2 separate regions of the Homo sapiens genome follow, and region 2 is linked to region 1. A link is an interaction called in ENCODE POLR2A ChIA-PET data of the cell type or tissue named here. Cell type or tissue: K562. All regions are shown on one strand. Each heading gives the region's core, and the rest is flanking DNA. Links, peaks and the distances in the headings are about the cores only. Region 1 has its middle 10 kb from the start of LINC00173. Region 2 overlaps LOC105370007 (a long non-coding RNA gene).

Region 1 (5,376 bases), core at 290-5,289:
CTGAGTAATACCACCCCTTTCTGATAACACAGTCAGATCAACTTTTTTTCTCTAGGCTATCTTGTGTATGTATGGGGGAGTTTGGGAATGGGGCATGGAGTGAGCTTGGTTGACTTTCCTCACATCTTATCACCTCGATGGCCCCCGTGATATCCAATTGTTGGGTTAATCCTGGCTTTCAGAAAATATTCTCCTTGATTATATGGACAAAACTAGATTCAATTCAGTTTTGAGACTACAGGGGAGCCTCAATGGCATGGTCGTGTGACTCGATAAACTCCTGGGGTGGCCGGTGCAGTGGCTCATGCCTGTATTCCTAGCACTTTGAGAGGTCTGGGGAGCTGATCACTTGAGGCCAGGAGTTGGAGAGCAGCCTGCGCAATGTGGCGAAACCATGTCTCTACCAAAAATACAAAAATTAGTTGGGCATGATGGTGCATGCCTGTAGTCTCAGCTACTCGGGAGGCTGAGGTGAGAGGACTGCTTGAACCTGGGAGGCACAGACTGCAGTGAGCAGAGATCGAGTCACTGGACTCCAGTGGTGTGATTTCTGCCTCAAAAAAAAAAAAAAAAAAAAAAAAGCTTCTAGGGAGAACAGACAATGGTCAGAAATTATCCTTGGAAATCCTTAGAAAGACACTAAGTTGGGAGCTGGTCAATTTCTCCCCATCAGTCCAGGGCAGCCTGGTTTTCTCCAGCATCAGAAGAGGTTGCCAATTGTCCAGCTGAGGACCAGCTGAAGTTGGTCGGCTTTTAGAAGTCGTAGGATACGAAAACAACAGATATTTAAATACTAGACTCATGCTTGAGGCTGAGAGGCCCTTGGGAGCAGAGATTACTGGGTGGATCCGAGATCTACACCAGGAGAAGAAGGCGAGGCTTTGCTTGCCACTTGCATTTGTTAATTCTATCTTTTCTCTTATTATTATATTATTATTATTATCATCTGCCGAGTCCCTATCATTGAATTTGCATAATAGAATTGCATAACTTATAGGACCACACTATCATGCAAATTTTTCCTGAAAGTACTTGCCTTTAAATATGACAGTTACCTCTTCCTGACTACAGAAGCTGGGTTTAGGAAAATCAGAGCAATTTCAGTCTCTGATCCTTTCTCAGAGTAAACTTCGGCCAGCTTCACTGTCCACGTGGCTCTACTGAGGGATTACAATCTCCCAGCCAAGTTGGGTCTTGTCCACAGCGATCTTGGAGCCAGTTTTCTGAATAAATCACAAAACTGTTCCACAGTTGCTGTGTTTACTCAAAAACTCATCTTCTATTGCTATGCAAACGTAATAGTTGTGGATATACTTTATATTTGGCAGTACTTTTTATTGTGTGGTGTTTCACAAAGTGTGCTCTGGGGAACACTAGGGAGGTAGGACGCTCTGTGGAAAAATAGTGTCCTGGGCTGAAGAAGTTTGGAAACCACCTGTTCTTGGATGAACATTCACACATCAACTGACCCTGAAGTAGAGACATCTGGGTAACTTGGTTTAATGCAGCATTGGCCAAATTTGTTTGCCCATGAAATCCTCCTCCTTGGTGTACTTTGGGAGCCAGAAACACGGGGAGAAGGAAGCAAAAGGTGGCCAGGTCCTCTCCAGTTTCCTCAGGCTGTGCGTCAAACCTGAGTTAGGAGATGGGGACTAGGTGGCTGTTTTAAAGTAAACTGGCAGCCGGACATGGTGGCTCACACCTGTAATCCCAGCACTTTGGGAGGCTGAGGTGGGTAGATCACTTGAGGCCAGGAGTTCAAGACCAGCCTGGCCAACATGGCAAAACATCGGCTTTACTAAAAATACAAAAATTAGCTGGGCATGGTGGCACTTGCCTGTAGTCCCAGCTACTCAGGTGGCTGAGGCAGCAGAACCACTTGAACCCAGGAGGCAGAGGTTGCAGTGAGCTGAGATCACGCCACAGCACTCCAGCCGGGGCGACAGAGCCAGACTCTCTGGCTTGGCCTTTTCAATATTGGGAAGTGGCCAGAAAGTTACAGGATCTGTTCATGATGCCACAAAGGACTGGGAAAAGGAGATTGGCAAGAATGTCATTGACAATTGTCTTGAGAGAAGAACCCTTTTATGTGTGTGTCCAGGGTGTTGAAATATACAATAAGCCAGTTACAAAGACTACCAGGCACCTCTTCTCTGTGAAGCCCCATCCAGGGGGTTGAAAACTGTCCCCTAAAATTCATATCCACTCAGAATCTCAGAATGTCATCTTATTAGGAAATAGGGTTTTTGCAGATGTAATTAGGCCAGGTTCAAGATGAGATCATCCTGAATGAGGACAGGCCTTAAATCCAGTGGCAAGTGTCCTATGAGGGACAGAAAAGGACACACAAAAATGCATGAGGCAGGTCATGTGAAGACAGAGCAGAGACTGGAGGTATGCAGCCACCAACCAAAGAATTCTAGGGGCCAGCCGGGTGCGGTGGCTCATGCCTGTAATCCCAGCACTTTGGGAGGCCGAGGCGGGCAGGTCACTTGAGGTTGGGATTTCGAGACCAGCCTGGCCAACATGGCGAAATCCTGTCTCCACTAAAAATACAAATATTAGCTGGGTGTAGTGGCACATGCCTGTAGTCCCAACTACTCAAGAGGCTGAGGCAGGAGAATCAATTGAATCTGGGAGGCAGAAGTCGCAGTGAGCTGAGATTGCGCCACTGCACTCCAGCCTTGGCAACAGAGTGAGACTCTGTCTCAAAAAATAAATAATAATATAATTCTAGGAGCCACTAGAAGCTGGAAAAGGCAAGGAGGGATTGTCCCCTAGAGCCTTCAGAAGGAGCTTGGCCCTGCCTGCACCTTGATTTCAGACTTCCAGCCTCCAGAACCATGAGAAAATAAATTTCTGTTGTTTTAACCCCCGAAGTTTGTGTGATTAGTTACAACAGCCCTAGAAGAGTAATACAACCCCCATGCTAGTGTTGCCAATGGGTGAGACAGGATTCCCCATGCAGACTAAAACTGTGAATTATGCAGACTGCATCCCTATCGGTGAAGGTATAATGGATACATGTGAACCTGAGACGTGCTAATTTTTGCACCAGGGTGGATAATTAGTAAGAGGCTGTATGGCAGTCTCGAGGGCTCAGATGCAGCGTGGAACTAGTGAGAGAGATTGCAGAGCACAGGTGAGGTTTTAGGGACACTGGATTTGTCTTTGGGTGATGGAATACAGGAAGGGCAGGTGAAGCCATTAACTGCTAGAGGGATATCAACTAGAAAAGATGTGAAGGCTGAGAGCAGTCTCTCAGGGAGACTAGTCTTGGCAGACCCGAGGAAGAGCGACTTGATAAAGAGACATTGCTGGAAGGAATCCAAGAAGGACAGAGCCACTGGGCCAGGATTGCCGCGCACTGCCACTGCCCAGGCTGGACCTCAGGGGCTCAGGAAGCCATTTTGCGATGAATCACCCCTGCCCCGGGGCCACTTTCCACCGGAGGTGATTCTTAGTTACTTCTCATACTGTCGTTTAACTTTCCTGGAGTTCAAGTCCTGCACTGTATGAACTTTTATGAACTTTTTTTTTTTTTCAAGACAGGGTCTCGCTCTGTCGCCCAGGCTGGAATGCAGTGGCATGATCTCAGCTCACTGCGACCTCTGCCTCCTGGGTTCAAGCAATTCTCCTGCCTCAGCTTCCCGAGTAGCTAAGACTACACACCACCACATCTGGCTAATTTTTGCATTTTTAGTAGAGACAGGGTCTCACTATGTTGGTCAGACTGGTCTCGAACTCCTGGCCTCAGGTGATCGACCCACCTCGGCCTCCCAAAGTGCTGGGATTACAGACGTGAACCACCATGCCCGGCCTAAACTTTCATGAATGTTTGACTACTGGCTCCACCTCTCTTTGCCTCTGTTCTCCAATCTATGAAATGGGGATAATAATATTTGCCTCTTAGAACCCTGAGAAGATGACATAACACCTGGAAGGTGCTTCACCCAGTTTCTGGCACACAACAAATATTTACTTTGTTAGCTGCTAATATATTGACCGCTAGTGGGTGTATGACCTGTAGTTTTACCTACCAGCTTTTGTGTTTCGAAGGGCTTGCTATGTACCTGGCATGGTTCTAACACTTTACACATGGTTTTATTTATTTATTTAAAATATTATTTTTTAGAGATGGGGTCTTGCCCTATTAAGCCCAGGCTGGAGTGAAGTGGCACGATCATAGCTTACTGCAGCCTCAAAGTCCTGGGTTCAAGTGATCCTCTCACTTTAGCCTCCCGAGTAGCTGGGACCACAGGTGTGTGCCACCACACGCAGTTAATTTTTTAAACTTTTTGTAGAGATGGGGTCTTGCTATGTTGCCCAGGCTGGTCTTGAATTCCTGGCCTCAAGCCATCCTCCTGCTTTGACCTCCCAAAGTGCTGGGATCACAGGTGGCAGCCACTCTGCCAGGCCACTCATGATCTTAATTCCCATAACCACTACAAGAGGAAGGAATATTAAGTCTTATCATTTTACAAATAAAGAAACTGAGGTTCAGGGAGGACAGGACACTTGCCCAGAGTCACACAGATGGCAAAGTCAGGATTTGAACTCAAGTCCGACCACTCCCTGAGCCCAGCCTTTTTACGATTGCATCTGATAGTTCACAGGATGATTTTTATGACCTACAAAGATGAAATTTGTCCTTCTAATAGTTATGTAGGTATTGTATTGTGTATTATAAAAATATTGGCTTCCCGTTTACTGTAGTGATGTAGAATTTCCTTTTAAAGTAAACTTATTTGGGCCAGGCACGGTGGCTCATGCCTGTAATCCCTGTACTTTGGGAGGCCGAGGCAGGTGGATCACTTGAGGTCAGGAGTTTGAGACCAGCCTGGCCAACATGGAGGAATCCCATCTCTACTAAAAATACAAAAATTAGTCAGGCATGGGGGCACACACTTGTAATCCCAGCTGCTTGGGAGGCTGAGGTAGGAGGATTGCTTGAACCCAGGAGGTGGAGGTTGTGGTGAGCCAAAATCATGCCACTGCACTACAGCCTGGAAGACAGAGCAAGACTCCATCTTAAAAACTAAACTAAACTAAACTTACTTAACTAATCACAATAGCCAAAAGATGGAAATGCTCAAATGTCCATCAATGAATGGGTGGGTGGGTAAACAAGTTGTGTTTATCCACACAATGGAATATTATTCAGTCATGAAAAGGAATGAAGCACTGATTCATGCTACAACATGGATGGACCTTAAAGATATTATGCTAAGTAAAATAAGCCAGAACCACAAGGATACTGTAGGATTCCACTTACATGAAACATCCGGAATAGATAAATCCACAGAAACAGAAAGCAGTTTGATGGTTACCAGGGGTTGTCGGGGAGAAGGGAATGGGGCGTGACTACTTAAAGGT
Region 2 (5,376 bases), core at 174-5,173, 58 kb after region 1:
TGTTGTTAGGAAGCTGTTAAGTTTGGGGGTAATTTGTTACATAGCAGTAGATAATTTAAGCAATAAGAGACCTGTGATCTCAACTGACAAGTTTCTTGAGGGAGGATATTCCAGGGTGGTTAATTCAGGGACACACTGATGTCATCAAGGCTCCATGTTCTTTCCATCTCCCTACTCTACCTTGAGCGTATTGGCTTTTGCCTTCATGCTTGTCACTTCATGATCTCAAGGTGGCTGCCACAGCTCCAGACACCACATCCTCATATAGCTGCATTGAGAGGTGAGAGGTAGAAGAAAAACACCTTTCCCACAAACCCCTCAGTAGACTTCCCGTATGTCTCATTGATCCAGGGGCATCATCTACTCTGCCCAAACCAGGCGCTACCAAGGGCAGTGAAATTGCTTTGATTGACTTGGCCTAAGGACATGTACCTGTGGTGGCCATGGAGCTGCACCGCTCAGATCTCCCTTCAAGAGAACCTGCTGTGGGGAGGGTAGGTATCTGACAGCCTATGGGTGCTGCACCATTGGATCTGCTTCATGCAGAGACTCTGCTCTCCCCAGACTGCTCCCAGACAGGAACTGTATAGTGCGGGTTCTAGAGCTGGCACTTCTTTTTCTTCTTCTTCTTCTTTTTTTTTTTTTTTTTGAGACAGAGTCTCACTCTGTCACTCAGGCTGGAGTGCAGTGGCATGATCTTGGCTCACTGCAACCTCTGCCTCCCGGGTTCAAGCAATTTTCCTGTCTCAGCCTCCCGAGTAGCTGAGGCTACAGGCATGTGCCAATATGCCTGGCTAATTTTCGTATTTTCAGTAGAGACGGGGTTTCACCATGTTGGCCAGGCTGGTTGCAAACTCCTGGCCTCAAGTGATTCACCCGCCTTGGCCTCCCAAAGTGCTGGGGTTAAAGGCGTGAGCCACCATGCCTAGAACTGGGCACTTCTGCCCAGTGTGGGACTCTAACTCCCCATCAGCCTGGCTGAGACTTTCTCAGAGCTGGGCTGCAGCCTGAACCTCTTCCAACCCAGTCCTCCTTCCTTCCCCCTCTCTTTTCCCAGGTGTCAGACCCACATCACACCCTAAAGATTTTCCCTGACCACTCCTGCTCTCTTTCTCTTATCCTTCACAGGCATCTCAGTAAATTTCTTGCACGTCTATTGTCCTCTTGGAATCTCATTCCCAGAACACTCACATTCACATGTTCCTCTGGGAGTAGGGATAAGTCTCATTCTCTATACATGGGATGGTGTATACCCAAATAAAATCAGGGGGCAGGGGTAGAGAAGAATGGCTGTTCTGTTTTTTTTTGTTTTGTTTTTTTTTTTGAGACGGAGTCTTGCTCTGTCACCCAGGCTGGAGTGCAGTGGTGCAATCTCGGCTCAATTCAAGCTCTGCCTCCCAGGTTCACACCATTCTCCTGCCTCAGCCTCCCGAGTATCTGGGACTACAGGCACGCACCACCACATCCAGCTAATTCTCTGTATTTGCCTCAGCCTCCCGAGTATCTGGGACTACAGGCACGCACCACCACATCCAGCTAATTCTCTGTATTTGCCTCAGCCTCCCGAGTATCTGGGACTACAGGCACGCACCACCACATCCAGCTAATTCTCTGTATTTGCCTCAGCCTCCTGAGTAGCTGGGACTACAGGCACGCACCACCACATCCAGCTAATTCTTTGTATTTGCCTCAGCCTCCCGAGTAGCTGGGACTACAGGCGCCCGCCAACACACCCAGCTAATTTTTTGTATTTTTAGTACAGATGGGGTTTCACCGTGTTAGCCAGGATGGTCTCAATCTCCTGACCTCATAATCCACCCACCTCGGCCTCCCAAAGTGCTGGGATTACAGGCGTGAGCCACCGCGCCTGGCCAGGAATGGCTGTTCTATAGATAACCTTCAGGGCACGTTCAATGCCTGATGGGCCTCAGCACTAAGCCCTGCTCCACCCCAGACCATTGGTGGCACCTGGAGAGTTACTGACCTCTCTGACCTCAGCCTTCTCCTCTTAAAGCTAAAACCTAGAATTGTGGTGAGATTCACTGGAAAGGGCATGTGTAAAATTCCTAGCACATAATCATAACAAGGACTGGCTGGGCACTGTGGCTCACCCTTGTAATCTCAGAGCTTTGGGAGGCCGAGATGGGAAGATCACTTGAACCCAGGAGTTGAAGACCAGCCTGTGCAATATAGCAAGACCCCCATCTCTATAAAAATTTTTTTAAAAATTAGCTGGGTTTGACAGTGCATGCCTATAGTCCCAGCTACTTGGGAGGCCAAGGTGAGAGGATGACTTGAGCCCAGGAGTTTAAGGTTGCAGTGAGCCATCGTTGCACAACTGCACTCCAGCCTGGATGAACAGCGAGATCCCATCTCAAATAACAATACTAATGATAATAATAAGGACTGCCATCTGAGTGATTCCTAATTTAAGTCACTTTACCTTGTGTAGCTCACTGAATCATCACCGTGGCCCTTTTGGGAGTGAGTGCTATTGCCTTTTTTTTTTTGAGATGGACTCCCTTTGTCGCCCAGACTGGAGTGCAGTGGCGCAATCTTGGCTCACTGCAAGCTCCGCTTCCTGGGTTCACGCCATTCTCCTGCCTCAGCCTCCCAAGTAGCTAGGACTACTGGCACCCGCCACCACGCCTGGCTAATTTTTTTTGTATTTTTAGTAGAGACGGGGTTTCACCGTGTTAGCCAGGATGGTCTCGATCTCCTGACCTCATGATCTGCCCGCCTCGGCCTCCCAAAGTGCTGGGATTACAGGCGTGAGCCACCGCGCCTGGCTTATTGCCTCTTTTTACCAAAACTGTGGCTCAGAGAGGTTAAGCAGTTTGCTAAAGTCCCACAGTGAGTAAGCGACTACGGAATAGGGATGATCCAATTATAATCCTAGCGTAGAATGATGTTGGGGCATTGGGCTATGCTGTGAACTGTAGGTGCTTGATAAATGCTGTAAAATGAGCCGCAAAAGCCCTACCCTAAAACAGAGCTGTGAAGTTCAATTTATTTAATTTATTTAACGAAAGGATCCTTTTATTACAAGAGCAGTTCAGCATGATGATTGCTAGCACTTATTAAGCACTTGCTGTGTGCCAGGCGCTTTAAATAAATTGAACTTCACGGCCATGTTTTAGGGTAGGTCTTTTGCAGTTCATTTTACAGCCCAGGAAACAGATGCACAGAGAGTAAGGGATGAAGCTGGGGCTCCAGCCAAGCAGTTTGACCTCTGAGTTGACACATAACCGTGGACTGTCTCCTGGAAAGAACCAGTGCTTCCAAAGAAAACAAAAACAAAATAAAACAATAAAAACAAGTATGGGTCTGGTTGGAATTCGAACTCTACCTCTTAGTTCTTGTGACCTTGGGCAAGTTACTTAATATTCCCCAGCCTCAGTTTCCCCAACTCTTAAGCTGGCGATCAATAACACCTACCTCAAACACAATTTTTGTGGTCAATGCTTCTGCTTGTGCAAGATTTAAATGAAAAAAAAAATCTTGAAAGCTAGGACAGTGCCTGTTACACACATAGGCTCTTAATTAATTATCACGGGATTCCTGGCGTTGTTGACATTTATCTCTGATTTTTGTCTTTACAGGAATCATAAATCCGGTTCTGATTATCGCCACACACACAGATCCTTCTCAAAGATTCAGAGTCTTATTCTTTTATCTCTTCCCTAAAATACGATCTAATTTACAAAACTTTGACTTACAACTCCGCCAGAAGCCCAGCTGGCGTGTGAAGTGATGCACTCTGCAGCCGGCAGCACTGAAAAGCACCGGCCTCCCGGGAACCCAGCAAGGACCGTGATCTTCAGTTATTTTGTGCAATAAAGAAATTTTGTAAAACGAGTAACACCAGATCGTGTATCTGTTGGGACAACCCAGATTTTCCTGCTTAAAGCAGACCCCACCCCGCCCCCCCTCCCCCGGCTTCCAATTCCCATGGGGAAGCCAACGGAATACAAAGTGCATTGCTACACCTGTGCAACTGATGACTTCTCACAGTTCAATTTTCCAGTACTCCTTAAAGCCACAGGGCTGTGGCCTTCGCTCCTCACTCAGTTTCCCCATCTGTAAAATGGGAATGAATATTTGTGCCATACGATCTTCTATGCCTTGCAAGATAAATGTACCCAGGCACGGGGAAAAGACTCAGCTCAGTAAACATTTGTAGAATCTGAATTGATTTAAGCATTCAGGTCACTCAGCCAGCACTGGCTGAGCAATTGCCATAGATCCAAAAGAAATATCAGACATGATCATTGCCATTCAGGAGAGTTCCTGTCCACTTTATCAAGGCACTTTATCACATAGAGCAGTATTTCTTAAGGCTCAGTTAAACTCGTGCCTTCTCTGTGTATAACCATTAACCATTTCATGTTCTGTTATTTGAAATCTCGAAATAAATAAAACATGACCAGGAATAAAAGAAAGCAATAAAAACAGCAAATACTCCAAGAGAAATGAAAATATATGCCCACATAAAGACTTGTAGCTGAATGCTATAGCAGCATTATTCATAATAGCCAAAAAGTGGACAAAACCCAAATGTCCATGAATATTTGAATGTATAAACACAATGTGATATATCTGCACAGTGGAATGTTATTTGGCCATAGAAGGAAGTACTGACACTAGCTACAGCATGAATGAACCTCAAAAACATTATGTTAAATGAAAGAAATTGGTCAGAAAAGACTACATATGGTAAGATGCCATTCATGCGAGAGTCCAGAGTTGAGAAATCTATAGCAGGGGTCTCCAAACCCCCAGCCATGGACTGGTATTGGTGGCCCGTTAGGAACGAGGCTGCACAGCAGGAGGTGAGCAGCGGGCAAGTGAATGAAGCTTCATCTGTATTTACAGCATGTCTCAGGACTCACAGGCTTTTTTTTTTTTTTAAATTGAGGCAGGGTCTTGTGCTGTCACCCAGGCTAGAGAGCAGTGGCACAATCATGGCTCACTGTAAACTTGAACTCCTGGGCTCAAGTGATCCTCCTGCCTCAGCCTCCTGACTAGCTAGCACTACAGGCACACACCACCATGCTCAGCATTTTTTTTTTTTTAATTTTTTTTAATTTTTGTAGAGACAAGGTCTTGGTGTGTTGCCCAGGCTGGTCTTGAGCTCACAGCCTCAAGAGATCCTCCTGTCTCAGCCTCCCGAAGTGCTAGGATTACAGGCGTGAGCCACCGCACCCCACGTACTTTAGTTTTTTGGAATGAGTCAACCAGTGGCCTAACCTGGGGTGGAGAATCCTCAGGGGTCCATTTCCAGAGCCTCCTGTCTTCAGAATTAAGCAAAAGGATTCAGCTCAGCCTAAACAACTCCATCTGGATCCTCAGCACAAATAAATTCTACCCGCTCCC

What was found. Peaks named below come from ENCODE experiments on the same cell type or tissue, not always from the same donor. Only the 100,000 strongest peaks of a DNase experiment are listed, where the experiment ranks them.
Region 2: POLR2A ChIA-PET joins it to region 1 with 5 read pairs; 4 of 35 experiments call an interaction of 5 or more read pairs at or near these places.

Annotation. Positions count from the first base shown.
Region 1 is chr12:116,540,752-116,546,127 of GRCh38, reverse strand. No RefSeq gene overlaps it. Among named protein-coding and RNA genes, the nearest start is that of LINC00173, 10 kb to the right of the region's middle. In K562, for the core only: no CTCF peak of the experiment used is centred there; a DNase peak (open chromatin) is centred at 3,377.
Region 2 is chr12:116,482,880-116,488,255 of GRCh38, reverse strand. LOC105370007 (a long non-coding RNA gene) reads left to right here. Exons shown (of 3, transcript XR_945394.3): 2 at 352-494; 3 at 3,603-3,858. Among named protein-coding and RNA genes, the nearest start is that of LINC02457, 30 kb to the left of the region's middle. In K562, for the core only: no CTCF peak of the experiment used is centred there; no DNase peak of the experiment used is centred there.